Linked DNA regions of Homo sapiens: regions 1, 2, 3, 4, 6 and 7 are each linked to region 5. The links are chromatin loops, found by intact Hi-C in ENCODE. Cell type or tissue: sigmoid colon. All regions are shown on one strand. Each heading gives the region's core, and the rest is flanking DNA. Links, peaks and the distances in the headings are about the cores only.

Region 1 (4,307 bases), core at 110-4,109, 87 kb after region 5:
CAACCACCTCCCCCTTTCATTTTCATAGTGCTTTAGAAAAGGGCTGATATTTCCTGCACTGCATTCACTCTACCTGCCACTGTAGAAGCACACAGTCAAGCACATGCGTGACACCCTGTTCATGGGGGTAGGGTGATTCTTAGATTATGGTGTATCTGTACAAGTGCACACACTCACTCACACTGAAGCCCACCTTGGTCAACTCAAAATGAAGAGTCAACTCCAATATGAAAGCTCTGATGTGGAAGGGTAAATGCCAAATGATGTCTATAAACATAGCAGTTCTACCAGAATGAGGTAATGCAAATAAGGCTGAGTCAATACAATGACATCTCAGTGACTTTGGAAAAAGCTTGAGCCCATGCCCATGAATGTGAGCTCAGGGTATCCTCTTATTTTCTCCTCACTAAACCCTACATGAATGTTCAGGTGCACATTATGATGCCTTCTCCATGCCCAGTTCAGGCAACAAACATTTTAATCTATATATGGAGAACATTAAAAAAAAAACCTCATCGTGGTAATTGTCTCATACTGCCAGCCAGGGCAAGGCACACTGTGCTCCCTCCTGCTCTTCTCCGCAACCCCCAGAACGGAATTACTATACAAGCTATACCTTTTAACAAAGGTGTACTCATGTGCACCTTAAAAGTTCTTAAATAGCAGCTGCCCACTGGAAAAACATATGTCTGTAAGAGATTTTTATTCTCTCCATGTCCCCTTCATGCACTTTGTCTATGTGGTTAAAGTTTACAAATTATTTACTTTTCAGTAGGTTTTTAATATAGACCAAAAGGTTGTGGGTCTCAGTCATATGTCACAGTACCACTAATAAAAGCAATATCGGTGCTATTATAAAAAACTTTCTGAACACATAATACAGAGATAGAAAATGACACAAATCATAAGTACAGAGCTCGGTCAAAAAATACAAAATGCTTTAAAAATGTGCACAATCAGTCTTGTGCAGGACCCATGTGCTGATGAAGTGAGGGCATTGGTGGCATTTTAATTACTCTTGAATAGTAGTGAGTTATCACCTTTAAGACCAGTAACTAGACCATCACCACAGGGGAGTGGGAGAGAGTGTGAAGGAAGAGGTAGTTTCTAATAAGTGACGTAAGTACCACAGGCATGGGATTCATTGACAGTGTTTGTGAAATACAGATTCCTAGACTCCTATCAAATTTGCTGGGGCAAGGCCTGTGAATCTGCATTTCATAAACACCCACACCCGCAGGGGTATTCTTGGAATTACTGAGCTTGGCTAATGAAGTACAACAGCAATTCCCCTGCTGAACCCCATCACACTTTCTTTTCTGAAACTGGAGTGGCACTGCCCTGACTTGCCCAGGCCTCAGGCATATCCATATCTGAGATAACAATTGGTGAAGTTCAAAAAATGGCATTGTGTTTCAACACAGAAAAGAAAAAGGTTTAGAAAAATAACAGATCAACAAGAAAGTACTATCCTGGAAGCTCTGCCTCATTCTAACTTTCCCCTGAACTCTGCTTTCTACATATCTTACCACTCTATGTATCCTAGCAGGGGAAAAAAAAATGCAAAAAGGCAAAGAGTCTCCTGAAAAGATTAGGAGTTGGAGCTTTACCTTATTATCTGACACGCATATATTGTTTCATTACTAACAGAAATAATGATAATACTTGGCTATTTGCGTAATGTTTTAGAGGCTACCACACTTTCATAGGCATGATTATGTTTAGTCTTGCTAATGAATTTATGAAGTGTTATTATTCTCATGTTACAGATGAAGAAACTAACACCCAGAGAGGTTCAATGACATGCTCAAGGCCACACAGCAGGCAACTGTCAGAGGCAGATGGGAGTCCATATCAGCTAAGTGGCAATATACAGGGCTGGCCACCACCAAAACACAAAGATGGGTGAAAAAAGTCATAGAAACCCAACACAAGGGAAAAGCACCTTGTTCACTGAAACTGGCAAACCTTCAGTTTAATTCACCTACCTCATCCAGGAGAGTTGGGTCCCCTTCCATCATCCTATCTGCTGCAGGGTCTCCACCTGACACGATCACCTTTATTATTACCTCTGTACCATGCACTGTAACTAGACCATGAGGTAATAAAGATGATCACTGTCTGCTCCCGTGTCCCCCAACCTAGAGCAAAGCCACCACATTCTGGTCAGTGGTAAACAGCTAGTATTTGCTACGAAGAGTAGCAAGAAACCTTCGGGTGCCACTAAGAGAATCAAGTAACATGAATCTCCTCCCCTACGTAACCAAAGCACTTCTCTTAAGTCTCCAATGGAGAAATAACAGAACCTCACGCTCCCTTGATGTGCCTTCCTTGGCTTCTCCATAACCCAGCAATCCTGGCACATTCTGTCTCACACAGCCACGGGAGTCCCGTGTCCCTCAGGAGCTGCCAAGCTCTCTGATGTACAGGCTGCTAATACAGTGTTATTAAGAATGCGTTTGCCTCCACTCCTCTACACACGCTGGCTTCCCTGCCTGAAGAAAAGCCACACACATGCTCCCACAGAGGGACCCAGCGAAAAGCCCTGGAACCCACAAAGGGAAATCAGCATGCCAAGGGTTAAGCACACCCTGTAATAAGCATCTCTGTTCCGGCATGTTGCGAAAGCCCATTACCTCCCGCCACATTACCTCATTCATTTCTTATATGCGGATGGTTTATTTTCCCATGAGCACCCTGGCTCTCAGTATTAAGTCCCCTCCTTCGCCTCTATTTCTCTATCCATCACATTTAACACTCTGACAGTAACAGTCTATAATGTTTCTATTCTACAAAACCGCTCTGTCAACTCCGGGCTTCCAGAGCAGCAACTGAGGAAAATAAATAACATCAACGCCAGGGACGACAGCATCACAGCTCCCTTTCTGCTGGGCTTTTTTATATTATTCTACAAAGTGAGAAAGAATAAAGGGGATGGGGAGAGGTGGGAGCAACGAGAAGAAGAATTTTCCTCCACATCCTATAGACACTTAACAGACCTGAAGGGACAGTCCTGGCATTTCCCTTTTAGACAAAGAAGTGATTTCCCCTCCGTCCTCTCCATCCCCTGACCACCTCCCCCTTTCATCTTCATAGTGCTTTAGAAAAGGGCTGATATTTCCTGCACTGCACTCGCTCTACCTGCCACTGTAGAGGCACAGTCAAGCACATGTGTGACACCCTGTTCATGCGGTAGAGTGATTATTAGATTATGGTCATCTTTTCTGGAGCAGGAGTCCAGTGAGGAGGTGGAGGTACTTTGGGGATCCACAATCTTTGTTCTCGGGGAGACACCAGGCAACAGAGACTCTGGAACCCACGAGCAGGTAGAAAGGCACAAAAACGTTAACTACTGAAAAATAAATCACTTTTGAAAGCTTGGCTCCCTGTTACTGGAGCTTTACCAAAACTATTTGTATTTTCATCATTTTCGATAGTAATCTTCTAAAACATGTTATATTTCCATCTAGCTTCTTTTAAAAAATATCTAGGTAGATAGATAGAGAGGGATCTTGGACATTATTTGGCCTCCTCTTTGTGACCCACGTCATTTATCATTAGGAATGCTGATGATCACCCAGGCCCGCTGCTATGTGAGAGCACGCATGCCTATTCTGTATAGACTCAGTCTGCTGGTCTTTTTAAATTCTTGAGTCTCCTTTTTATGATTTTACTGCTTCTTTAAGTTTCCCCCTCTTCTGAGGTTGTAGTGCTATAGCTGATAGCATGGGCTGTGGTTCCAGATCATGGAAGCCAGACCTGACTACTGGCTTGGGACCTTGTTTCAAAACCCCCCTGTGCTCTGTCCTCACATGTAAAATGGAGGCAGTTGTGGTACCTCGTGTTCTAGTGTGGTTGTGAGGATTACCTGAGTGAATGCTTGAGAGTATTTAGGAGAGTGTCTCAGTTAGTAAGTACTTAGTAAATGTTAGAGATTATCATGTATATAGTCTGGCACAGGCTAGGAAGCCAGATAAACATACAATTAGAATCATATTTGAAATCAGAGGTCTTGAGTGGTGGCTTTTGGGCGCTCTGATGAGTCAACTGCACAAACTTAAGTACATGGGCCCTTAGTTTGGCTACACAGATATCCTCTGCTAGCATCCTGGCTCTCAGCTACTTCAGATGCGGGAGGCTGGCAACATTGAGTCCTGAATGCCGAGATGTAAATCAAGAGACTAACTCAGGATAAGAAAAAAATGAGGGAACAGGGAACAAAATAAGAAAAACAGCTAAAAATTTCTCACTCAACACCGTCAAACACAATTCTGTAATTCCTTCTGTTCAACCCCACAAGGCTGTTT
Region 2 (4,307 bases), core at 203-4,202, 1.2 Mb after region 5:
CAAAAAGGAAGATTTTCCCTTCCTGGAAAAGGCGTCAGACCTCATCTTCTAATGGAATAATTATGAGTTTAGAAATCATGGTTAAGCTAAATAAAGTAGTAGAAGAAAAAGAAAATATATCTTTAAGAATATATATTTAACGATGAAAGCAGGTTGATAATTAAACTGTAAAGTAAGCATTATTGGTAAATATATTAAGGGGTGTGTGTGTGTGTGTGTGACAGGACATTGGGAAAACATGTTTCTATGAGGACAAATAATAATGATAGTTAACTTACTGAGCAAATACTATGTGTTAGCACTATAGTAAGATGTTTACATGTTTTGGAATAAAACGTTCATATGAAACATGTTATCTTCATTTGATAGATATGGTGCAGAAAGTTAAGCAACTAAACAATAATGGTACAAATGATAAGTAGAGGAACCAGGGTTCAAACCAATGAACCTGGCTCTAAGGACTATGCTTTCAATTATTGTGCAACAGCAGGATAAGGAATTCCACAAATTTAGAGCAGTGCTGTTGGAATCTGTTAGCCCAGGAACCTTCTTTTCTCCCTATTTATGCACTCTGGATATCACAGCAGTCAAGTCATAACATTTTCATAGATTTTAGTTACCCTATCTTTAAAACATGGTTAATTTTATGCAGTTGTGCCCACCTTGCCCCAGAGATTATCGCTAGATATTTGTGGGGATTTTTTAAATTAGTTTTTATTTTATTTTTTTTAAGTTCCCAGATGCATGTGCAAGATGTGCAGGTTTGTTACATAGGTAAACGTGTGTCACAGTGGTTTGCTGCACCTATCAACCCATCACCCAAGTATTAAGCCCGGCATACATTAGCTCTTTTCCCTAATGCTCTCCGCTCCCCCACCACCCTCCCCCGACAGGCCCCAGTGTGTGTTGTTCCCCTGCCTGTGTTGCAGGACTTTTCCTTAGTTCAGCTAAAGACGGGGTTCTTATCACACAGCCATAAAGATTTAGGCGTGCAAACTGTTTTGAAGGGTGAGCAGGGCAGGGTTTATTAGGCATAAAGGTAAAAAGGGGGAACAGGAGCTCAGCGGAGCTAGAGTCCTCCTAGTACAGGCTTCCCACCTCACAGTTCTAATCCCAGGTTCCACCCAGGAAGGGGAAGGGCCAGGCTCCTCCCCACTGCAAATGGCGTGAATTTCTGTGCCTCCACCCCAGCTCAGGTTGGTGGGGGGCTCTGCCTGGAAGCCCTTCCCATCTGGCTGTCTCACCTGTGTCCATGTATTCTCATTGTTCAGCTCCCACTTACAAGTGAGAACATGCATCCCTAGATATTTGCAAAGTTCTCTGAGATTTATTAATAAAAGCTGTGCTGTGAAGATAAAATTTTTAAAAATGATGTACATCTCAGAAAAATTAACTCAAATGGCTTAATGGCCATCAGCACCTAACATTGTATAGTCTACTAAATTGATAAATCTTCTTTAAATGTACCTCATCCAATGGAAAATGCTAAATATCTTTTCATCTTTTAATAGGAGCTAAATAAGAAAAGCCACGTGAGCTAGAGTTTTCTCTTCATTCAACCTTCAATATTTTATCTCAGTTGTTCATTGATTGTCCATGTTGATTTAAGACTGTCCTTCTGGGGAAGACTAAGGTATGACGTTTTGTGAAGTTATGCTCGACAGTATAAGTCTGTGCAGTAGGCAGAAGTGTTACTTTTCTCATTGAATTGATATTTGTGTATAGTAGTGTGGCGTATATTTCCATCTCTCTCTAAAGCATATGAGAAGTTAATTTGGCAGGGCATACCATCTCCCGTTTGTGAACCTTTGTTTCCCATCTGTGTTGTAAAGAGGTTGGACTCAAGTGTTCTTTCCAACTGTAGCACGGGGTGCTTCTCTATTTATTATTCACACTATATATGTCTTAAGTTATACTTAATAAATTTTTTTCTAAAGATAGCCATCTATAGAGAGGGAAACAGGTCACCAAAAAAGGGTGCCAACATTTCTCTTGAATAATAGAATAGACCCTCATCTGTGTAAAATGGTTTATAAGTGGCTCAGCCAAAATACAGGGAGGACAAAAGGAAGGGGAAAACAGCAGGGTTGACCCAAGTGAGCTCTGCACATTCACTCTGGCTCACTAATGTTCTGTGTGTGCACATAATAAGTGTTTAATAAATGTTTGTCAAATAAATAAAGTCCATGTGCACTTTATGCCTCTCTGGCTCTCAAAGCACTTTCTCATGCATTATCTCATTTGACCCCACAATATCCTTACAAAGTGGCTACAGCAGGTATTCTTAACCCTGTTTTCCAGATTCAAGAAACCGAGCCTCAGAGCATTTGAGTGATTATGCCCAGGTCACAAAGCTAGTAAATGGCAGAGCCAGGTCTCAAACGGAGGGCTTTTAACTTCAACTTCTGTGTTCTTTCCATGGCATTATGCAAGCCTCGTAATTCTAAGATACAGTCCTAAAATAACACAAAAGACTCAGCCAGCCTCCTTCTTTATTCCCTTGACCTCATTAAAGCTTTAAATGGAACTTGTCCTCACAAACTTAGGGTGCAACATCAAATCCGTCTGAGTTTCTAGGGCACGTAGCAACAGCTTGCTTTAATCTAATAATTGGCTGAAGTAGAACCACAGAAAGAACATAAAAAAGGCAAATTGTTATTTTTCAAAACCAAGCCATTCCCTGCCTAAAAGGTTCACAGCTTTTTCCTTTTCCAAGAAAATATTTATCCCCCTAAAAGATTTCTTCCCGTTAACAATATTTTTACAGCCTTTGTGATACTTTTACAGCATTTTAGATGCAATCTAAATACTATATATTTCAAGAATGGAACCATTACATTAAGAACGCTGCATGTGTTTAATAGTGTCTTTTATGAGGTTTATTAAAAGAAGCCATAAATTTCTGAGAAAGGTTTAAGCCATATTACATTGATCTTACTTCTCATTTAAACAAAATGTAAACTTTAAGTAAAACCTTGATGTGGAATGTAAACTCGCTCATATACCCTGAGCTTACTCATTCACATGTGCCACCTTTAAAATATTAAATCATCTATGAAGCACTCCATTTCTTTGAGTGTTTTCCAATCACAACAAATAGCTTTCCGGTGATTGCTTGTACCTGTTGAATTTCTTGAATTCATTCACAGAGAGGAATGGGTGGATACAGAGCAGGGTTTTCAAATCATTCTGGGCTCTGCATGCCTAAGGCAGCTTGCAGCCCAGGTTAACTCTTGAGTTGCCCTCTCCAAAAATAAACTCATATGCCAAAGGTAGGTGCTTTTATCCCCATTTTATAGATGGAAACACTAAGGCACAAATAAGATTGAGCAATTTTCCAAAGTCACACAGTCAATAAGGAAGAGTCAGTGTGTAAACCCAGGCAGTCTGGCTCCAGATGGCTGAAGCCCAAGCTTTGCTCCAGAGTCTGATTCTATCCTGCCTTCTTTATAGGATTATGAGGATTAGATGAGGTAATACACAGAAAGCATTTAGCACAGTGCTTGACAGATAGCACTCAACAAGATTAGCAATTATTAACATCATTAGCTAGTGCGTGTTAAGGCTGATAGTTATTACCAGAGCCATCCTTCACAAGGGTCAGAGCAAACTGTGCTATGTACCCAAAATTACCCTCTGTAATATTGTGATATAATAAGAAATATATATTTGATTTTCATCTGCAGTTTCTGGCACAGAGCTCCTAAAACCCTCAAAATTTCTAAGTGATAGAGGTAAGAGGAGCATCTTTTGTTATTCATAACAAGCTCCTTTCAACCATACCTGAGTTTATGTTAACGAGATAACTGATGGCTGGAAGCCCCTAGATAGTTTTAGGATGAGAGCTGGTTGCCAGAGGAATCAGCAGTGTGACTAGAGGGTTGAAACTTCAGCCCCTAACCTCCAGGGAAGGGTAGAGGGGCTGAAGATTGAGCGAATCACCAATGGCCAATAATTTAATCAATCATTCCTATACAATAGAACCTTCATAAAAACCCTAAACCATGGGGTTTAGAGAGGTTCTGGGTTGGTAAAGGAATCTATATGCCAGGGAGGGGAATAGCACACCCCAAACTGCAAAGGAACAGAAGCTCCTTGCTCTAGACTCTTCCTGACCTCACCCTATGTACCTCTTTACCTGGATGTTCATTTGTATCCTTTATAATAAACTGGGAGATGTAAGCAAAGTGTTTCCCTGAGTTCTGAGAGTCATTTACAGCAAATTATTGAAACTGAGAAGGTGATTGTGGGGACTCCTGATTTGCAGCCAAGACATATAAAATCATGGCAACCTGGGGAACCTCTAC
Region 3 (4,307 bases), core at 195-4,194, 620 kb after region 5:
CTTCTGCTAGCTTTTCCATGTGTTTGCTCTTGCTTCTCTAGTTCTTTTAATTTTGATGTTAGGGTGTCGATTTTACATCTCTCCTGCTTTCTCTTGTGGGCATTTAGTGCTATAAATTTCCCTCTACACACTGATTTAAATGTGTCTCAGAGATTCTGGTACATTGTGTCTTTGTTCTCATTGGTTTCAAAGAACATCTTTATTTCTGCCTTCATCTCATTATTTACCCAGGAGTCATTCAGGAGCAGGTTGTTCAGTTTCCATGTAGTTGTGCAGTTTTGAGTGAGTTTCTTTATCCTGAGTTCTAGTTTGATTGCACTGTGGTCTGAACGACAGTTTTTTGTGATTTCTGTTCTTTTACGTTTGCTGAGGAGTGCTTTACTTCCAATTATGTGGTCAGTTTTAGAATAAGTGTGATGTGGTGCTGAGAAGAATGTGTATTCTGTTGATTTGGGGTGGAGAGTTCTGTAGATGTCTATTAGGTCCTCTTGGTGCAGAGCTGAGTTCAATTCCTGGATATCCTTGTTAACTTTCTGTCTCATTGATCTGTCTAATGTTGACATGGGGTGTTAAAGTCTCCCATTATTATTGTGTCGGAGTCTAAGTCTCTTTGTAGGTCACTCAGGACTTGCTTTATGAATGTGGGTGCTCCTGTATTGGGTGCATATATATTTAGAATAGTTAGCTCTTCTTGTTGAATTGATCCCTTTGCCATTATGTAATGGCCTTCTTTGTCTCTTTTGATCTTTGTTGGTTTAAGGTCTGTTTTATCAGAGACTAGGATTGCAACTCCTGCTTTTTTTTTTTTTTTTTTGCTTTTCATTTGCTTGGTAGATCTTCCTCCAACCTTTTATTTTGAGTCTGTGTGTGTCTCTGCACATGAGATGGGTCTCCTGGATACAGCACAGTGATGGGTCTTGACCCTTTATCTAATTTGCTAGTCTGTGTCTTTTAACTGGGGCATTTAGTCCATTTATATTTAAGGTTAATATTGTTCTGTGTGAATTTGATCCTGTCATTATGATGCTAGCTGGTTATTTTGCCCGTTAATTGATTCAGTTTCTTCATAGCATTGATGGTCTTTACAATTTAGCATGTTTTTGCAGTGGCTGGTACCGGTTGTTCCTTTCCATGTTTAGTGCTTCCTTCAGGAGCTCTTGTAAGGCAGGCCTGGTGGTGACAACATCTCTCAGCATTTGCTTGTCTGTAAAGTATTTTATTTCTCCTTCACTTATGAAGCTTATTTTGGCTGGATATGATATTCTGGGTTGAAAATTCTTTTCTTTAAGAATGTTGAATATTGCCCCCCACTCTCTTCTGGTTTGTAGGGTTTCTGCCGAGAGATCCACTGTTAGTTTGAGGCACTTCCCTTTGTGGGTAACCTGACCTTTCTCTCTGGCTGCCCTTAATATTTTTTCCTTCATTTCAGCCTTGGTGAATCTGACATTTATGTGTCTCGGTGTCGCTGTTCTCGAGGAGTATCTTTGTGGTGGTCTATGTATTTCCTGAATTTGAATGTTGGCCTGCCTTGCTAGGTTGGGGAAGTTCTCCTGGATAATATCCTGAATAGTGTTTTCCAACTTGGTTCCATTCTCCTCATCTCTTTCAGGCACATGAATCAAACGTAGATTTGGTCTTTTCACATAGTCCCATATTTATTGGAGGCTTTGTTCATTTCTTTTTACTCTTTTTTCTTTAGACTTGTCTTCTCACTTTATTTCATTAATCTGATCTTCAATCTCTGATATCCTTTCTGCCAGTTGATCAAATCGGCTACCGAAGCTTGTACATGTGTCACATAGTCCTTGTGCCATGGTTTTCAGCACCATCAGGTCATTTAAAGTCTTCTCTACACTGTTAATTCTAGTTAGCCATTTGCCTAACCTTTTTCCAAGGCTTTTAGCTTCCTTGCAGTAGGTTAGAACATGCTCCTCTAGCTCGGAGAAGTTTGTTATTACCAACCTTCTGAAGCCTACTTCTGTCAACTCACCATTCTCCATCTGGCTTTGTTCCATTGCTGGTGAGGAGCTGCGATCCTTTGGAGGAGAAGAGGCACTCTGTTTTTTAGAATTTTCAGCTTTTCTGCTCTGGCTTCTCGCCATCTTTGTGGTTTTGTCTACCTTTGGTCTTTGGTGACCTACAGATGGGGTTTTGGTGTAGATGTCGTTTTTGGTGATGTTGATGCTATTCCTTTCTCTTTGTTAGTTTTCCTTCTAACAGTCAGGACCCTCAGCTGCAGGTATGTTGGAGTTTGCTGGAGGTCCACTCCAGACCCCGTTTGCCTGGGTATCACCAGCTGAGGCTGCAGAACAGCAAATATTGCAGAACAGCAAATATTGCTTCCTGATCCTTCCTCTGGAAGCTTTGTCCCAGAAGGGCACCTGTGTATGTGGTGTCTGTCGACCCCTAGTGGGAAGTGTCTCCCAGTTAGGCTACACCGGGCTCAGGGACCCATTTGAGGAGGCAGCCTGTCTGTTCTCAGAGCTCAAACGTCGTGCTGGGAGAAACACTGCTCTCGGCCTGTACAGTGTTTCATAAAGTTTTCAATCAGTTCCAACACAGTGATTTCACTCAAAATTTAGGTATCATAATTTGACTGGAAGAATAGGATGATCTGAGAGCCCTAGGTTTACACTGGAATAAGGTAGCAATGCCTTAATCCCATCACCATCCCTAACCCCATTTTTCTCTATCTGTAAACTTATCTTGTCCCAGTTTCTAGGCCAACTCTTCCTGTCCTTGGAAGGGATTTATGAAATCTTTGTTTGAACTCCATGTAACCCAGCATCAAGCCAAATCTGCTGCTCTGGTTCAAGAATGCACCGTAATCCTAGAAACCTGGACTCTTTTTTTTTTTTAAATTGAGAATAAGTCCTCGGCCAGGCATGGTGGCTCATGCCTGTAATCCCAGCACTTTGGGAGGCCGAGGCAGGTGGATCACGAGGTCAGGAGATCGAGACCATCCTGGCGAACACTGTGAAACCCCATCTGTACTAAAAATACAAAAAAATTGGCTGGGCATGGTGGAGGGTGCCTGTAGTCCCAGCTAGTCGGGAGGCTGAGGCAAGAGAATGGTGTGAACCCCGTGGGTGGAGCTTTCAGTGAGCAGAAATTGCACCACTGCACTCCAGCCTGGGCAACAGAGTGAGACTCCAACTCAAAAAAAAAAAAAAAAAAAGAAAGAGAATAAATCTTCAATGTCTGTCACTTTTCATATCTAGCCAGGCTAGTCTCTTCTCACCATGTTCCCTTTGTTGTGGTGGTACCTGAAACCCAGATCTTGGTAGAGAGCAGGGAGCTATTACCTAACAGTTTGTAGTGTTGCTATGGAGTCATTGGCTGGATGGGGCAACCTCCCATCCCTGGTTCAACTTCCTAATAAAAATGGCTGGTCAGAACCATAACCAATGACATCATTCTAGATTCTGTTTCTGCTATGTATCAGTGTACATGTTTTTTCATCATGGATAACTCCCACCCACCTACATATCTGCTATTTCCCAGCGAGTATTGTGTCTTAATTGCAGGTCCTGGTCCTTCTCTATGTTCCCCTTCCTACCACAGAAAACTTGTGAGTTCTGACGATCTGATGAAAGAGCACAATTGGTCTGAATGGGGTTGAACTTGCATTGTGCAGAAATAAATTTGACACAGTTCAGTTGGGCCAAGATTAAGAAGGGGTACTAACTACTTCTCAAGAAAAATACTAAATATGATTCTACTGACAATCTTCATTAGATAAATTGAAATATGGAGATACTTTAAAATGGAAAAGTGATTTTTCAGCATAAAACATCATTCTAATTCATTTATCACAAGGCCTTTGTATTCATCTTGTAAAATAATTTCCTCATCTTCTTTTCTTCATCCCCCACTATTTGCTGTTAAATTTGCAATCTCTGACACTTGTTCATAATTCACAACTTCAGTCATTGCTAATGGGAGGTGAGAAAAGGAAAAGAGTGAGAAAATCTTGCTGCTTTTAATATATATTGTTATGAATATTCTTCTAAAAATATACCGACATTCTATCTACAATTATTTTTTCCCTTTTATACTTTACAGCTTCTCTTATTCCTTCAATTACCCCTTCTCTTATTTTTTTCTCTTTCTTTTCCTTATTTTTATTCTTCTTAGTCTCCTCCACTCCCCCCCTTCTTTTTTTCCTTGATTTCTATTGCCTTTTTTCTATACTTCATAGGTATAAAACAGGAAGATCATCATCTCAGAGTCCACTAGGTAACACTCAGGCAACATGACCATTGGAAGTCATGTGGTTCTGCCAGAAATCCCAAATGATGGGGTGG
Region 4 (4,307 bases), core at 188-4,187, 350 kb after region 5:
AGCAAGGGACAGTGAACCTCTCTACAACTCTAAAATTAGACTACTGAGGCACAAGCTTAACTTTGCTAACATGCAAGGCTGTTTTCAAGAACCCAAAGCATATGTACATTCTGAATTAATAGGTAGTAAGAAGTGAACAGAAAATAGCAGATCATTTGTGCCCTTTAATGTTCCCTGTCTTACAAGGGCCCCTAATATCTATCAGTCTGTACTGAATATTTTTTTTGTGTGTGTGTTCCTTCAAGTATTTTAGTATAATTTGTACTACATTACAGCACTTTGCATTTTCTAGTCCTATCATGTGTTTAAATCTTGCCTGCTTTTGCCTGGCTTAGTTCCCATTTGTCAGTAAAGAGACAAATTATTACTCCTTCACCTTCATGTAAAAGCTTCTCATTGCTCAAGGTATGTGCCACCTGGCAATAGTACCAGCTGTGTCACCAAAGGCATGTGACTTCTAGCATGGATGTTTTGCTAAACTCTGGCAGTATTACCTTGTGATTCTGATGCCTCACAATTGTTTGCCCTTTCATATAATCCTCAGTCCTCATCTGTGGCCATTCCTTACTTCTTGCATTAGTCTGTTACTTCTCTACCTCTTACTCCAACATCATATTTCTGATTACAGCCTCTTTTCTCTCCAAGTTTCTCTCACTCCCACCATATTTACTCTGTCTCCTGGTCCATCCTCAAATCTATGAGTCATGTCAAGTCTTCGCTTTCTTTCAGATCTGCGCTAGATCACACAATCCATCATTTCACCTACCCATCTTTTGCCAATACTGTTAGCTCTCTTCCTCTTCATCTTTTCAACACATCCTCCTAGCACAAAAAGATGCTGGCTCAATCCCGTCAACCCAGTTATTATTATTACTTTTTCTCTTAAACTTTGGGCACTACAGCTATTCAAGAAAACCGCACACTTTATATAAATTATGGCTTCTATGAATTAATAGTTCATGGCTTTAACACATTTTAATGGAACATTTACTATGTGCCAGACACTGTACTAGGTTCTAAGCATGGAAACATAAAGAATGTTGACTTTTAGGGTCTGTGATCAGCATGAATATCACAGGGGAGGAAAGAAGAATTCTGGGAGAGAGGGACAGAGAGCGAGAGAGAGAGAGAAGGGAGAGAAGAGACAGCATGAACTGATGGCAAATCGTTTAATTCTGAGGTGCCGTCCTTCCCATATTACATCAGATGAGCAGGCTAGAAAAGTCAGTGGGAAGGTTGTGAAATGAAAGCAGCATAAGCTTGAAGTCAGATAGACCAAGATTTGAATCAGAAAGGTCAAAGTTGAGGGCAGAGAGAAGGCTGTTGCAGAAAACTGGCAGTGATGAGAACTTGAACTAGGACAGTGACAAGGACACTTGGGAAGAAAGAAGTTCTATCTGCTATCACCTGACACTTTAATTTAAAGGTAAATAGCACACCAAAGGTAAGAAACAGTTTTCAACTATTAGAAATGCTATGTTTACAAGATGGCAGATTTTCGGATGATAACAAAACATGCTCTTAAAAAATTTCTAGGACAACAACTCAGAAAATCAAAGGCAGCTGAGAAAGGACAGAGTCTTTGTTTCTTCAGAGAGTGAAATAATCTGCCATTATATGGTAGATAACTAGTCCAGCGCTATAATTTAATTTATTACCATCTCAGCACACACCACACATAACCTTCTTTAAGTGTGTCTGGGAGAAACCTAGGAAATCAGTAAAGGCTCCTTGCAGCCAGCCTGGTATTGCCTGCCAGCAGTTTGGGAGCACATCTCTTTCAAAAGGTCACCAAGTTAGGGACTGTGTCCAACTCTCTGTTCAGTGCAGCACTGTTGGGGGCTCTCTATGGGTGCTAGTTTCCCTCTGCTGGCCAGAGAGCTTAGTTACTGCCCTGCTGGGCACAGAGGGTAGTTGGATACTTTCACACTCTCCCTTCTCTTTCTCACTCCCCTCTCAAAATTCTTTTCATACCAAAAAATGCCTGGTAGAAGAAAGAATATATGACAGTTGGAGGAAGCCAGTGCTCCCACACTGTCTGCCAGGAGGTATATTTCTGGGGCAAAGCATAGTGATTTTTTTTTTTTTTGGTGGAAATGTCAGAGTTTATAACAACTTAGAGTTGTTTTTACGTTAAATGTCTGCATCATAATATTCTTGAACCATCTTCTTTCTTAAGTCTAAACTACCCCTTCCTTCCTTCCTTCCTTCCTCCCTCCCTCCCTCCTCTCCTCTCCTCTCTTCTCTCCTCCCCTTCCCTCCCCTCCTCCCTCCTCTCCTCTCCTCTCCTTCCTTTCCTTCCATTTTCCCTCTTTCCTTCCTCCTATTTTCTTTCTTTATATATGTATGCAACTAACTGATAAAACAATATTATTACAGCATTTGAACATTTTCTTTGGACCAGAATTTTCTGGCATTAAAATTCTGACATAGGCTAAAATCAATAAACAAACCAAAAAATTGAGCAAACACACACACACACACACACACACACACAAAAACAGACACACAACTCTACTAAAAAAAAAAAAAAGTAAAGGAGTAAAAAAAGTTAATCTACCAGGACAGAAAACAGAAAAGGAGATGACAGTAGATGGGAGAATTCAACACATTTTTAAAAGAAGGAAGTAGAGAGACAAGTGTTAATTATCTTCGCAGACTAGAAGAAGTTGTAACTAAGTGCCTGTAGCTGTAGACACTGATGTGAAATGAATCAATCCCCTCTGCAAAGCCCTGAGAGGTTCAGCATTTGGAGGCATATGTGGAAGACAAGGATGAGGCACTGGAGTGAAAGTGGGGTTAAGTGAAAGTCTGCTTACAGAGTCACTGAGTCCACAGGTACCCTTCCCTGTCCACAAAGTGGTATCCTCCTTTCTCTCCTGTTAGAACAGAGGTTTATACTGTGGAAAAATTATGTAACAAATATATATCAGTCTCTGGGACAACAGTGGATATATTGATGTGCAAGGCTGAGAGATGGGACTGAAAACAAAGGGATTAAATGAATATCTGCATAGCAAATTATAAAACATCTTCACCCTTTTCCCATGATCAGCTTCTAGAATGCTGAGAGCCAGAAACATTCATCCTGTTGCTTTCTCATATCTACCACATCTTCACAGTAGGACAGAAGATTGGTTTCTGGAGAAAGGACATTCAGACTTTGAAATTTCTGGCTCCCTTGAATGACAACCTTACTTTTTAAAATTATCTTGCAAAGAAACTTTTGAGGGAAAGTTCTACCTTTGCACGTAAGAACCATGCTCATTTTTAAAAAATAGATTCTTCCTTTTTATTACTGAGTAGTATTTCACAGGATGAATGTAACACAGTTTTGTTTTTTATTTATTTATTTTTATTTTTTTTTGTTTTGAGACAGAGTTTTGCTTTTGTTGCCCAGGCTGGAGTGCAATGGCATGATCTTGGCTTACCGCAACCTCCGCCTCCTGGGTTCAAGAATTTCTCCTGCCTCAGCCTCCTGAGTAGCTGGGACTACAGGCATGTACCACCATGCATGGCTAATTTTGTATTTTTAGGAGAGACAGGGTTTCTCCATGTTGGTTAGGCTGGTCTTGAACTCCCAACCTCAGGTGATCTGACCTCCTCAGCCTCCCAAAGTGCTAGGATTACAGGCATGAGCCACCGCGCCCAGCTCAAGGGCAAAGCCAAGGATTGTCAAGATGGGAAAGCCTCAAATATGAAAGAGAATAACTAAAACAAAGGGAAAAAAGAAAACTCAGAACAGAAACATTGCAGGTAGGGAAAAATACATCTTCAAAAATTATAATTAATATCCTTACAGAAATAAGAGAAACAAAGGAATGTTACTGTAGTTGAATACTCAAGAAAACATTTAGAAAAAATAGTAGAAATAAAACATTTAATATTATGGTTGGAGAAAATATTTTAGGAGGTCCACTAGAAAGTAGAATGAGTCAAAGTAATGAAAAACTAGAGAGAAAAAGGTAAGAAAATTAGAGGATTGTTTCAATAGTGTAATAGTATTTCTAGAAACAAATAGTATTTCTAGAAACAAATAGAGACAATGGAAGTATGTATTATCAAATAAATAATATAAAAACATGTCTAAAAGCAGGATATGTACTTCTAAATTGAACAGGCTTACAAAATGTTTAGTACAATGTGAAAATACACCCAGAAACATAAAATTTCACAACAGGAAATCTCAGCACAAAATTTCAAAACAGAAGGAAAGATTCTAAAAGTCGAGAGAGACTCTGAGAGCAAACATGAAGAGAGAGAAACCAGTTTACATATCAAAAAGCAGAAATGTGAATGATGTGTAA
Region 5 (4,307 bases), core at 236-4,235:
GCAGCAGCGCCCAGCAGCCTCTCCTTCACCTCTATGTGGTTGTTTCTCTTTATATGATAAATTTTAATAGCCTTATCCACAAAGAAATTTATGGGTCATTTACAAATTAGAAAAAAAAAAGAATCGCCTCTGAGCCATTAATAAATATAGTTGTTTCACTTTAGCTCGATTATTCAAAACATTGTGCTGGGGCAAAATTCTACTCTCTCATTCGCTCACTGAATCTCATGTCCAATATACTTCCTTCAGAAGAGGCCGTAAGCCCCCACGGCTGGCAGGAACATTCCCCACGAAGCTGAGGCTGGTAACCCTTCAGCTGGGTGTTAATGCCTTCAAGTGGGTCCACCTGGCTACTCCACACCCAACTGGTCCTGCATGCGGCCCAACACTGAGAGATTTTAGGACAACCTCTGGTCTCAACAACAACAGCAAAGCAAAAAAGAATGATGTCCTATTAATGGTCAGGACTTGCCTTGCCAGGGCTAGTGTTAAGCACTGCCTACTTGAGCTGACATCAAGTATCCTACCTCCTCCAATCACATGGGTACCCCAAGCGGCCTCATTCATTCCATCAGCTTATTCCTCCAGCCAAACTCAGTGAGGTATGAAAGAAGGGAGAGGCAAGGCAGAGAGACAGTTCTGATCCTCGCTCCTCCAGGAGCTACACAGGTGATCACGCACACATCACTATGAATATTTCCCATATACCTAATATTAACCTCTGAGAATATTTCCTCTTTCCAACCCCTCTCAGTTTCATGCCTCTGCTCCATCTTTTTAAAACACCATCTTTTTAAAATAGTCAATGGGAAGCACAAACAATTTCACACAAACTCTACACACCTCCTAATTAATACATTTCTTGGCCTTCAAATCTAACTGGTTTTAAATAAAATAAGAAAGGAAATTGTCAAGGCTGGCAAAGAACACTGAAAGGATAAACTGCAAGCCCCTACCCGCCATGGAAGTTTCAGGAGGGTTGCAAAGCTTAAAGCATAAAGCATACTGCCTCTTTTCTTTCAGGTATGAAGGATACATTTAATTGGGCGCAGTGGTGGTGGGTTGGCTGGGGCAAGAAAGTGTTAGTATTTCGCTTAGCTTTCACATCATTTTGTGAATCCTGCAAATAAATACTCCCTAAAAAGAAATTTGAATTCACTATGAGTTAATAGACTTAGTTTCTAAATGTGGCCAATTAGAAATTGATAAGATAGATACAATGCACCACGGCATAAATATTGCTTGCATTTACACTTAGAGTTCAAGACACATAAATAGGTCCCCAATCAGAGTTCTGAAGAAAACAAAAGAATGAAAAGAAAAGGGCGGGGGGGGGAGGGCGGCGGGTAGAAAAACCAACAACAGTCATTTCCAAATTACACCCTTTAAATTATACTCAAATTATGAAAATAGAAAATGATTGTGCAAAAACCCAAAAAAAATTTTTTTAAGGAACAATATGAACAAGGGAAAACCTTAAAAGAAAACCATCTTGCACTATTTTGCATAGAAAATTCAGTTCTGGTGGATTTGGGCTGTGTCTGTAATGCTTGGAGGGGACAGGGATGGACCAATAAACAACCTTGCATGCTCATATTTGTAGCCAGCGCAAGGAGAATCCAAATATACCACTATTAAGAATGGGTGTTGGGATTCACTGATACACAAACTGTTCAGCTCGGCGGTTAAAAAAAAAAAAAAACACCAACATTAAATAAATAAATGAAAAGGGTGATATGTCTAAGCAGAACTGATGCTACCTATTTATTGCTGGAAGCCAGTACTCTGGTGAGTAGGAGACAAAATGATTATTTAAAAGCTCCTTTTTATCTCTGCAGCACCATGCAAGACTCAAATGAACCTTTCGCCAGGACACCAGAGATGTTAACACTCATCCTCCAAGATCCAATTTCAACCAGCGGAGCTGTTACCTAATCCAGCAACCATCACATATGATCAGGTTCCTGCTTCCCTGATGGGTGCCCTGCGCTCTCTCCCTCCCCCTCATCTCTTCCCTCCCCACCCCAGCAGCTTTTTTCTGAAATAGGTTTTAAAGGGCCAAATCCCTTGTTTGTCCTCATGCATATAGGGTTTTAATGGCCAGGCAGGCCCGGACGCGTCCACTACCCGAAAAATGTCATTGATTGCAGTGGATATGCAATCTGCAGAGGGGTTGCGCCCATGAAGATATTTAACCCATTTGGTAATCATTCTTACAGAAAGAGTTTCCTTCCCACAAATCCACCCAATTATGGAAGAGACCAGTTGAGACAGGTAGGTGATTTATACAGGAATTGTCACAAGTCCTTTAAAAAGCTTCTGATGTCACATGTACCTTGCTGCCATCGCTTGCCCTGGGGTTAATTCTTTGGTAAAAGTCCTAAGATAAAGGGACTGTCACAGCATTGTGGGAGCTGCTCTCACCACTTGTCTCCTGCTGTTCTTTCTTTCTTTTTCTTCACACAAGGAGAAAAACAAACCAAACCCAAAGGCATAGTCAAGATCATCCTTGGCGGGAGGGCCGTGTGGCGGGTTGTTTTGTCCTTGGCTGAGTGACGTGGGTCCGGAGCAGCTCCAGCCAATGCCCACTAGAGGGCACTCTTTCTTCACCAAGGACTGGTTCTCCAGGCGGGCGGACAGTCAAGTGTCCAGGTTCATGCTGGGGGAATGCCTCTGCTCAGATTCAAACTTCCACAGGTGGGGGCAGGTTGGGAGGGGAGGAGGGCAGATCTACAGGGAGGGTGGTCTTCAGATTTGGACAACAGTCCAGGGGCCCAAAGCTGAGCTGAGAGAGAGAAACAGATAAAGAACAAGACAGAAAGCAGAGGCAGGTGGTCTGGGGAAAGGCACAAGGTAGCCTCCCAACGGTGTGTGCAAAAAGGCAGGCTCTCTCTGGCTGATCTCTTTGTTTGATTTGTAGGCACAAACCTCCATGCAGAGTGTTCTATTGCCCAGGAGCTCAGTCTTTACCACATCCTACCAGAAGAGTTAGAAAAGAGAGACCAGCTCTCCCCGCCTCATTCCCAAGTCAGCTATGCAGTTTTAGGAAAAGAGCAAAATGCTTGCTTCCTGAGAGCATCAGAGTTATACCTTTTATTTGTTCATAAAGTACTTGCACGCACTGAATTACATCACCTTACAAAACATGAAGTAATGTTCCAAACTTACATAGCAGATAACCGAAGATTATAAAGGCAAAGCACATTTCCCCAAAATCAAAGCAAATGAGACACAGCCGACACTGAACTCTAGATCTTTAACTCTCAGACACTTCAGTCCTCTACAATATTGGAGTTCTGAATCCTTTTCACAACAGGCAGCTACATGGATGTGATATCTATTCTGTGCGTGTGTGTGTGTGCGCGCGCACACACACACACACACACACACACACACACACACACACAGTCTCTTCTGATGCCCAAGGCACACCGATACTCTGGCCAAGAAGAAAACAATCAGATAGTAATGGAAAGAAGGAAGTTTTTTCTATTGATTTCCTAATTTCTTTTAATTTCTCTAAATCTGGTCCTTTCCCATTACCTCTTTCCACCATCATGGTTAGAGCCACTGTATTGGGTGATAGAATGCCCTCTTCTTTCTCAGCCACAGAAATCCACTTACTACAGTCCTATTTCATTTTAAATCTCAGCTCAAAATCCTTCATGAAATCTGCCCTGACGAGAAGAGCCGAAAATGATCTCTAAGCCTCTGAGGCACCAGGGCACGTACTGCCTAGACCACAGCCATGGGGCATCTCAGGACATGCCAGGGCACACCTACCATCTTGCCAGCAAGACTGTGAACTCCTGAAAGGCGGTTCCCCACACAACCTCACAGGGCCCCTGACACTAAATGTCTGTTCCAATATTTCTTAAGAGCAATATAATAAAGAATCAAGGAGGGAAGATACGGGCTGGTGAGATCCAAGGATCTGTGCCTCAGCTTCCTGTTCTCAGCCAGGCAGCCAATTCCCTGTATGTGCTCTCTTTCCCCCTGCATTCCAGTTACAAGTTGTACCAGAGCCAGCATGCTGTTGGGTAGAAGGCTGTTCTCTCTGCCACCTCTTCCATATCCACTTCAAAAAACTGTCAAATCTGCCTTATCAAATCTGACAATTCTAAACAAGCAAAACTACACTGGCATTAAGCCAGAGCTTCCTGGACCCAGCCTGGTATGACCCCAGGAAGCCAACATTACCGGTGACAAAGGCTCTGGGTGCTGGGAAAGGCCTGGTTCCTGACTGGTACCTGGGGAAGAAGCACTCTGTGAGGGCTGACAGGGCCTGGCAGCCAAGGGGCCACATA
Region 6 (4,307 bases), core at 59-4,058, 210 kb after region 5:
TCCTGTCATGGGCTTTGGGAGTGATGGACCTGCCCATGTCACATTGATTCTGCCCATGATTCAGGCCCCTGGAAGCTCCTTGAGGGTAAGGGCCACAACTCACACATATCTGTATTTTTCAGTCTCTGTCACAACACTTCAGGCATGGGAGAAGTTTCACAAATATTTGCTAAAGCAATAATTAGACCAAAATGGAATAAAGACTCTTCAGTCCCATCATGCCCTCCAGGAGGTCTAAAACAAAAATGTTGAACGGTATTTCTCAAATGAAAAAATAAATCCAACCAGGATAGAGATTCATTTTTAACTTTTTCACTATACAACCTGTGGAAGATAAAGAGTTTTCACCAACATCTCCAGAACATAGGGCATTCAAAAATATTTTATGAAACTTACTTAAAAAATAATTGAGCTTCCATAACCTCTACTTACAAAGGGCAACATGCAGGAGGTGACATTATAGGTAAGAAGATATACTCCAGTGGGATCTTGACAACACAAACAATCTTTGCATACTTATACCCAAATGGAAGCCACTGGAGAGATGCTTCTCTCCCCTAGGAAGTCACCAAAACATCTCTACTTGAAACACCTAGAGAGGAGTCAATAGAATAAATGAGTAGGAGGATGGGGGTGTCCAAATCAGGAGCAGAAGGAAGCAGTTATTTCCATTCTTTACTATCACCATTGCTGATATTATTATTGCTATGCTTATATTTTAGCTGCAACATCTGTAACAGTCAGAAGCAACAAGAGAACTCTCAACCTACATAATAACCCTTTCGTCCTCTCCCCCAGAGTTACTAGGATGAGAAATTCATCCTGTGAAATTAATAATGGGCTTGATTCTCCAGCTGGTGGATCAGAGACTAGGCTGGTGGAAATTTATAGAGGGAATTAATTTATAGATTTTCGAAGTAATGAGGGAATTCAACCTTCCTGACTTCTAGCTCTCCCACATTCATTCAATAGAAAGTTTCTGGACCGTCTACTGCAGGACCTGCTGGTTTCCTGTGAAGCTGTAACAGAGCAATAATAAGCAAGCACTAGAATACACTTAAGAATAATAATCACACATCAAGAACATCTTTCCTAGTGTAACTTTCTAAGAAGAAAAATAAAGTAATATGGCTTAGGCATGTGTATGATGACAGCCCCTTCCTGCCTGGGCTCCAGCAGGCTAGGTGGGGGAAGGGAGGCAACTATGCGTGCATGGGCAGGAGGGGGCAAACTACCAAAATCAATTCTCTATTTTCTGAAGACTGGTAAAAATAAGGCAGCTTGAAGCCCCTTTAAACATTCCTCTGAGACAAGACAAGCCGCCATATAAGAAACTAGCTATGTCTGAAGGCCCCAAACCTTCTTCAAGTGTTAAAGAAATCAGACTGAGCTTAAGGAAAACAAATGTCAGTGCTGTTTAAAGTACATCAAGGTTCTTTGGGTTAAAAATCTCCCTAGGGGAAGATGACGCACTCCCTGTAAGAGCTGAGAGACAGAAAAGACGGGAGGGTTTCTGCAGTAACTCCAGATTATATTATTTAATTCATTTCATTACCATAAAGCAACAACTCGAATATTTATCGAATACAGCTGAGACAACACACGGCCAACTAAGGAGCTGCAAATTAATACGCGTGCGTGTTAGCACATACACACACTCACCCACGTGCTCACACGCGGCCTTCTGAATTTCACTTCTGCATGCAAAACCACCACCACCGAGGTCTGCACAGCACCGGCACTTTGCATATTGAAAACGCGGCTCCAGCGGGCCCCACGGAACAGATCCTTCCCAGGAACAGACCCTAGGCCCGGCTCCCTGGGAACAGACCGCAGGCACCCCTCTGCCTCAGAGGCTCTGAATGTGACTCCAAGCCCACATTGAGAGGTGTTTAATAAAGGAAGTATGGCTCCCAAGAGGATGTCTTCCCCCTGGGGGGCGGCGGCCCTCTCTTTACCACCCTTTGGGAGAAGAGTTAAGTCAGCCGGGACAGAAGAGGTGGCGGGGGAGCCTCGGGCCGCCGCCGGGAGCAGACCGCTGCGGCTGACCACTGCAACCCGGGCCAGGCAAGGGAAATGATGAAAACACAGCAAGCCCCGCTTGGGGGACACTTGGCTTCGCGGTCCGCGCGCTGGCGGCCGGTGACGTGCGGCCTGCGCTGGGAACTCAAGGGCAGAGTCTGAGGGGGGCCGCACGCCCGAACGGGAGAGGGAGCCGGTGCAAGGCGCAGGGTGCAGAGAAGACCGGGTGCGACGCGGCGCCGCGCCGGCGGACCGGGCAGTGGCCGGGCGCTCCCAAGCGTCCTCTATGCTGCGCGCATCAGCCCTGCGGTGAAGTCAACAGATTTGCGAGGGGGTTCGCGGCCACCCCTAGCCCTCTCCTCTAATCTAATTGTGCAGCGTCTTACAGCAAGACTCAGGCGACAATCTACGACGGTCCAGCTCCCAGCATCATCATTATCCTTTCTGAAAAGGGCATCTCGTCTTAGCACAAGGCCATGTGGCTCGCCACCGGGCTTCTCCACTGTTTCTTGGTTCCAAAAGTTTTATTTTGTGATGCATCCCCTTAAACTCCTTCCAGACGACTTCAATTTCTCTTTTCTACGTGGTCTGAACGAACATGCTCTCTCATCTCTTGGGTTTTATTGTTGCTGGGTTTTGTTTTTTCTTTTTTCCCATTCTTCCTTAATTGGCCTCCGGATGAAGCTGCTTTAATTTATTCCTCACACGATGTGGTTACTTCTTGGGCCTTTATACTTGGTGCTGCGCGCAGCATCACCACCCACCCGCACCCACCCAGACATTTCCTTCCCAAGATGTTAGGTATTACAGGCACCCTAGTAAGGAGGATGCACAAAGGAAAGATGTGCTTGTGTTACCCGCTCTTTGTTTTTAAATATTTATTAATGTAAGCAGGGTGCATTGGCCCTAGAGCCTCTGCATGCAAATTCTACAGAAAGGAATTAACGTCTACACCCTCATATCCATAGAGTGCCTTTCAGAATGGATGTAGGCAGGGCTCATCATTAGACTCTCTGGGAGTCTTTCTTTGTTAGGGATAAAAGACAAATGCAAAGTTTCAATTCTATTAACAATGGTAATTATAAGGAGGATTCTCTTACAGTGACAACACTTGAGGTCTCAAATCACCTAACGCCCTCAGGAAAAACGACTGACTCTCTCTGCCCTACCAGCACAGGCTACTAGGTAAATGTATTCCTCTGACCTACTGGCAGATTCAACCTGTCTCAAAGCAAGACAAATATATAAACTTTTTCTCATACTTACTGACCACACTTTCTTAGGGAAACTCAAACATCTTTCTAAATATCCTCACTGTAAGTTTGCAAACGCCCCACTGACAGGTGGGAAACAGAAATTATTTCAGTATTTCAGCTGAGGCAAACGTTGAACAAGTAACTCCACCATTCCAAGGTGAGGGCCAGACTCCTTTCCTAAATTCCTGGGCTCTACCATATGAACTCAAGAAGGTATTCTGCACTTGCAATACTGCAATCAGAAATCTATTCCAAGACAAGTTTCCAGTCTAAAATCCAATAGCTGCAAATACATAGCATGAAAACAACATATGCATTCCATCACAAAGTCCGCAAGGTGGATTAAACTGGGATTGGCCTCCAACTGGCCTTATAAATGGGATCCTGAATGCTTCAATAATTTTTTTTTTTTTTAGTCTCACTCTGTTGCCCAGGCTGGAGTGTAAAGGCGCAATCTCGGCTCACTGCAACCTCCACCTCCCGGGTTCAAGAAATTCTCCTGCCTCAGCCTCCCAAGTAGTTGGGGTTACAGGTGCCCACCACCACACCCAGCTAATTTTTGTATTTTTAGTAGAGACGGCATTTCGCCATGTTGGCCAGGCTGGTCTCGAACTCCTGACCTCAGGTGATCCGCCCATCTCGGCCTCCCAAAGTGCTGGGATTATAGGTGTGAGCCACCACACCCAGCAATAAAAATTTTTTTAATTCCACTATTTTTTTCCCTCTCAGTTTGCCTTCTGCAATTCAACTTGATTGATGGAGGGTAACGTTAACACCACCATAACCAGTTTTACATGACCATCTAGGAAAGATATAAGGATTCATAGGAGAAATTAGAGCTGCCATAACAATGAAAAAGAATTTTCTTTTATAAATGTTCCACCTGCCTAGTGTCCTAGGAATCTAAGCTTTGGCAGGGATCATGTTGGGGCTCACAACCCATGGAATATGGAGTCAGATCAGAGGCTCTCTAGAGTCACCCATTCCATGGATGTGGAAACCTGAGACTAAGAGGTTAAATGGCGTTCT
Region 7 (4,307 bases), core at 117-4,116, 170 kb after region 5:
GTTCATGTTTTTCTATAAAGATTTGCTGGTTTTGCTGGTTTTTTGATAGGATCTCACTCTGCTGCCAGGTCCAATCATGGCTCACTGCAGCCTTGACCTCCCTGGGCTCAAGTGATCCTCCCACCTCAGCCTCCTGAGTAGCTAGGACTACAGATGTGTGCTACCACGCCTGGCTAATTCTTTAATTTTTTGTAGAAACAGGGTCTCACTATGTTGACCAGGCTGGTCTCAAATGCTTAGGCTGGTCTCAAACTCCTAGGCTCAAGTGATCCTCCCACCTCGGCCTCCCAAAGTGCTGGGATTACAGGCATGGGCCACGGCGCCTGGCCTCCAAAGAAATATTTAAAAGGCAAACTCATTATTTTTCCTAGGCTTTCTCCACTTCACTCTCCACAATTATGTATAAAAATTGCTTCCAGCCCTACTTCTGGATCTAAAAACAGGATTTTTTTTAACCTGAAAAAACTAGAAGATCCATGGATGGTCTTTCAGGAGTTCCTCAGCTTCCTGAAATTCCATGGGGAAAAAAAAAATGTGTGTATCTAGGCTAATTTTCTGGAACTAGACCATAAATTTCCTCAGAAAATAAAGGGACACATGACCCAAGGGAGGTGAACTGCTCCCTGTGGTCAAGGCGAGTACTTAGGCTTTGTACCAAGGACTAAGATGGTGTAGGAGTTAATTTTTCAAAGGTGTAAGAAAGCACCCACTGCCTTGTATAGGTCATTTTCCTCTCCTTGAGCACTCCCCACCGATCCCCTCACTCACTGCCCCTTCACTGAATAACCCAGTAAGTAAGTCAGCTGCTTGAAAGATATTGTAAATAGCTCCAACAAAGTGCAGTTTGGGGCAGATTCCAATTAGCCTTCACTTAATGGTCTTTTTTCCTCTGCCAAGTTTGTGCAGTGAAGATCCAATGCCCCACCCTCTGCCTGGCTCTGAGTTTAGGCGCAGGGAGGAATCAAGTTTGTGCTCAAGCTGATAGATGTCAGCCACAAAGTCTATATGTGTCCCACCTGTAAGCTAAAGAGGGAATCAAAGGTGGTTTCAAAAGGGGTGTGCCTGGCAGTGTGGCAGAGAGCTGGTTTCCTGTGAGTTTCCTTCTTTTGTTTCTCTCCCTGTTGTCTAACCCTAAATTTCCCTGCTGCCACTTAATTATCCCTGATCATTTTACCCTTTTCTCTGCTTACTGGTTGATTATCTCCCCATTTCATTTGAATCCCAGTGGAGGTACATAAGCGCTAAAAACAAAGCTGATGGCCAATTAAAAGGTAAGTGCCTTATGTTAAAAGCCAGAACATTATACTTCAATATTCATAATTAGGTAGCTTTTGAATGGCTGAAGAACAACGCAAGTCCATATAGAGGGCTAATCAGGGCACCTATATTTTGCAATCCAAATCAACCAATGCCTATTAAACTGATTGCTGTGAATTGCCAGCTTCCTTATTGGCTGGCTCAGAGCCTCAGTACTTCATAAATATTAGAGATGTAAAAGACCAAGGAGTTCCTAATGTGTTTATTTCGTTATAATGAATTCTTCAGGCAAGTGATAGGATTACTGAAGCAGAGCTTGGTAAAAAAACCCTACTGATTTTGGCAGCTCTGCTATTCTTCAGGAGTAGCATCTAAATATTACTGAGAAATAGAGCATAAAGATTATTCACTTGGGTGTAATTTTTTTGAGAAAAGGAAAATAAAAATTTATCTTCCACTCTTTCATTTATTTTCCAAATTATCAGATCACTGAAATTTCCACTGGAGCTGTGCAAAATTAAACCGAGACAAGAGCAAGTGAGCAACGGAGTAGGAGACAGTCATTGACAAGGTTCAAGTGCACTTCAGCACTCCCCAGGAAACCCTTACCCCAGCCTGGGAGAAGGCTGGGCTAGTGCTGATCATCTTGAGTGCCCCCCCCCCCCCGCCGTGATTATTCTCCCTGGGGTAAGTCAACTTAGAATCTCCTCTCCGAACTTTTAAGTGTTTGCTAATAATGCACTTAATTTTGGTGGTGGGGAGGCGGGGAGGAGGAGAGTTGTTCAGTCTTGCTTACAGAGTTACGACAATGCCACCTTATAATTCAAGAGCAATGGCAGGCCAGAGAAATGCTCACAGACACCAGGCAAACGCTTTCTAGAAAAGAATTAAGCATTATGATCTCTGCTCTTTGCAAATGCTCTGTCCACTGGGAGGCAGCATAGGCCGCTGGAAAGAAAAATGGGCCAGAGATCTGGGTTCTAATCCCTGAGATGTTACTGATTTGGGGTATGTGTTATGGCCAGCAACAGAATCCTGGTTTAAAATATAGGGCAAAAAAAAGAAAATGGGACAAGAGATGCGGAAGCACTTTGGAGGTAAAGATAGAGCCTGCTGAAAGGAGATCCACACATGTAGAAGTTAGTGGAATATGGAAACTGGTCTTTTTTAACTGTAACTGATCCCCAATGTGGAAAGACTACTATAGGGATTTAAAATAACAGAACAAAGCAAGTACATTTTTAAGACACAATTTTCTAAAGTGTGTTTTTAAGAATCCTGGTCCAGGGAAAAGGTCCTCAGGTCAAATAAATTCTGAAAATGCTAACCACTCCACCACACACACCCCTCTGAGAGATTTACAACACACATTAACATATTAAACCTCGGGGAAGCCCTGTAGTTCAGAAAGCTCTTTTAACTCCCAATCTTACTTGGCAATACAACGCTTCCTCACATACAAACACTAAAACAAATAACCAGCTCCAAGGAGCACACCAAGAAATGCTGTTTTAAACTACTATACATGGCAATAATGTCTGATCCCATATTGGAAAGAAAACATTACTGAACCACCATCCATAGTCTTGGGTGGCTGATCTAGCGGTCTGTGCCATTTTATCCACAATCTCCTCCTTATTCTCTCTGATCAACAACATGCATTTGTGAGGCAGCTGGCCAAGGTGAAAGGTTAATTCTGTGGCCATGAAACTCAGCCCAGCTAACAGACTCAAATGGGGGCTGAACCTTGTCACCTTGGTCCCATTAGCTCTAACCAACTGGGTTGAGTAGCCACAGACATTAGTCTTAGTTATAATCTCTAGGGGGGATAAAAATTTAAAGGCACCAGCACATGGCCAATGAGCTTTAGCATATAAATTTGAGGAGTTTTTAAAATAATATTTAAGATGAAGTTATACTATTTTATAACAGGAAAAAGATAGTCAAGAGGTAATAAAATATGACCTCTGGATCTGGACTCCAGGTGGGTTCAAGTCCCAGTTCTACCATTTAACAGCTGTATGGCCTTGAGCAAATTACTTAACTTATTTGAACCTCAGTCTCAAAATCTGTAAATCAGAATAAACATATTCCATTTCTCAAAGGATTATTATGAGGATTATGTGAAATGATCTATGTCAATGGGTTTAGCACTATGCCTAGCACATGATGAGTATCAATACATATTAGTAATTATCACTGCATGTAAAAGGACGGAATAATCTCAGAAAATGCAGCTCCCTCTGAAGTTAGCATTGGGAACATGCAATTTTGGATTTTTTTTTCTGTCACATGAAGTGTTCTTACCTTGTATTTATCAGAGAATATGCCTCTTAACCTTCACTGAAAATTTCAGTGAGGTTGAGATGGCCTCAGTCAGGTTTTTGTCCTTGAGAAAAATTTCTACATTAATAACTTCAATGGCTATAAAATATGATTCAGCTAACCGAAACTCATTTTACTGGTATATTTCCAGGAATATATTTCTCAAGGGAGATACACCCAAGATAATGCTAAGTAATTGCAAGACATTATTATTTGGCCTAGCCAGTGTTTCCCACCAACACAATAATATATAGATCAGTAAACGGAGCTTCCCACCCCTCGTCACAGGAGCAGGAGTAAGGAGGACCTGGGGAGGGAGACCCAGGGGCTGAGAGGGCAGCAGAAGGCACAGAGAATGATCATGAGGGCACCAGGCAGCAGCAGTGTGCCTCCTGGCCTAGACGCTGGTGGCTACATCAAAGACTGCCCAGACTTGTTGACACACGGAATCATCCCCGGGCATGAAGAACCACCATTTGAAAGTTTACAGGGAGTCACACAGCTGCCACTCCAGAGGTGGAGAGAGAGAGAGAGACTAAGCCAACTTTTCCCATCCCTATCCCATGGTTTACAAGACCATATTTCACATAGACATATCCTGAATTTTTCATCTCTGGAGACCCCAGTGAAAGGCATTTCCATGGTGATCACCTGGAAGGCACCTCTGTAACCAAACACAATACCCTGGCCTCCCCAGACTCCTGGCTCTTAACCTCTGCGACCCT

Evidence for each region. Peaks named below come from ENCODE experiments on the same cell type or tissue, not always from the same donor. Only the 100,000 strongest peaks of a DNase experiment are listed, where the experiment ranks them.
Region 1: it touches region 5 in a loop (5-fold over the local background); 30 of 110 quality-filtered maps call a loop at or near these places.
Region 2: a loop joins it to region 5, with 11 times the contacts of the local background. A loop is called at or near these places in 21 of 110 quality-filtered maps.
Region 3: a loop joins it to region 5, with 8 times the contacts of the local background. A loop is called at or near these places in 10 of 110 quality-filtered maps.
Region 4: a loop joins it to region 5, with 6 times the contacts of the local background. A loop is called at or near these places in 32 of 110 quality-filtered maps.
Region 6: it touches region 5 in a loop (2.9-fold over the local background); 45 of 110 quality-filtered maps call a loop at or near these places.
Region 7: it touches region 5 in a loop (2.4-fold over the local background); 44 of 110 quality-filtered maps call a loop at or near these places.

The regions. Positions count from the first base shown.
Region 1 is chr1:164,698,393-164,702,699 of GRCh38, reverse strand. The region is part of intron 2 of PBX1 (PBX homeobox 1); the gene reads right to left. Among named protein-coding and RNA genes, the nearest start is that of PBX1-AS1, 74 kb to the left of the region's middle. RefSeq lists an enhancer at 2,114-3,345. In sigmoid colon, for the core only: no CTCF peak of the experiment used is centred there; a DNase peak (open chromatin) is centred at 2,399; H3K4me3 peaks cover 2,808 bases.
Region 2 is chr1:163,537,101-163,541,407 of GRCh38, reverse strand. No RefSeq gene overlaps it. Among named protein-coding and RNA genes, the nearest start is that of NUF2, 220 kb to the right of the region's middle. RefSeq lists an enhancer at 2,059-3,233. In sigmoid colon, for the core only: no CTCF peak of the experiment used is centred there; no DNase peak of the experiment used is centred there.
Region 3 is chr1:164,164,769-164,169,075 of GRCh38, reverse strand. No RefSeq gene overlaps it. Among named protein-coding and RNA genes, the nearest start is that of PBX1, 390 kb to the left of the region's middle. In sigmoid colon, for the core only: a CTCF peak has its summit at 2,432 (motif pointing left); a DNase peak (open chromatin) is centred at 2,405.
Region 4 is chr1:164,437,960-164,442,266 of GRCh38, reverse strand. No RefSeq gene overlaps it. Among named protein-coding and RNA genes, the nearest start is that of PBX1, 120 kb to the left of the region's middle. In sigmoid colon, for the core only: a CTCF peak has its summit at 1,881 (motif pointing left); no DNase peak of the experiment used is centred there.
Region 5 is chr1:164,785,782-164,790,088 of GRCh38, reverse strand. The region is part of intron 2 of PBX1 (PBX homeobox 1); the gene reads right to left. Among named protein-coding and RNA genes, the nearest start is that of PBX1-AS1, 13 kb to the right of the region's middle. In sigmoid colon, for the core only: a CTCF peak has its summit at 2,587 (motif pointing right); a DNase peak (open chromatin) is centred at 2,588; H3K27ac peaks cover 543 bases.
Region 6 is chr1:164,574,360-164,578,666 of GRCh38, reverse strand. The region is part of intron 2 of PBX1 (PBX homeobox 1); the gene reads right to left. Among named protein-coding and RNA genes, the nearest start is that of PBX1, 17 kb to the right of the region's middle. In sigmoid colon, for the core only: no CTCF peak of the experiment used is centred there; DNase peaks (open chromatin) are centred at 1,716 and 2,146; H3K4me3 peaks cover 2,069 bases; H3K27ac peaks cover 962 bases.
Region 7 is chr1:164,615,914-164,620,220 of GRCh38, reverse strand. All of the region lies in intron 2 of PBX1 (PBX homeobox 1), which reads right to left. Among named protein-coding and RNA genes, the nearest start is that of PBX1, 59 kb to the right of the region's middle. In sigmoid colon, for the core only: a CTCF peak has its summit at 2,180 (motif pointing right); no DNase peak of the experiment used is centred there.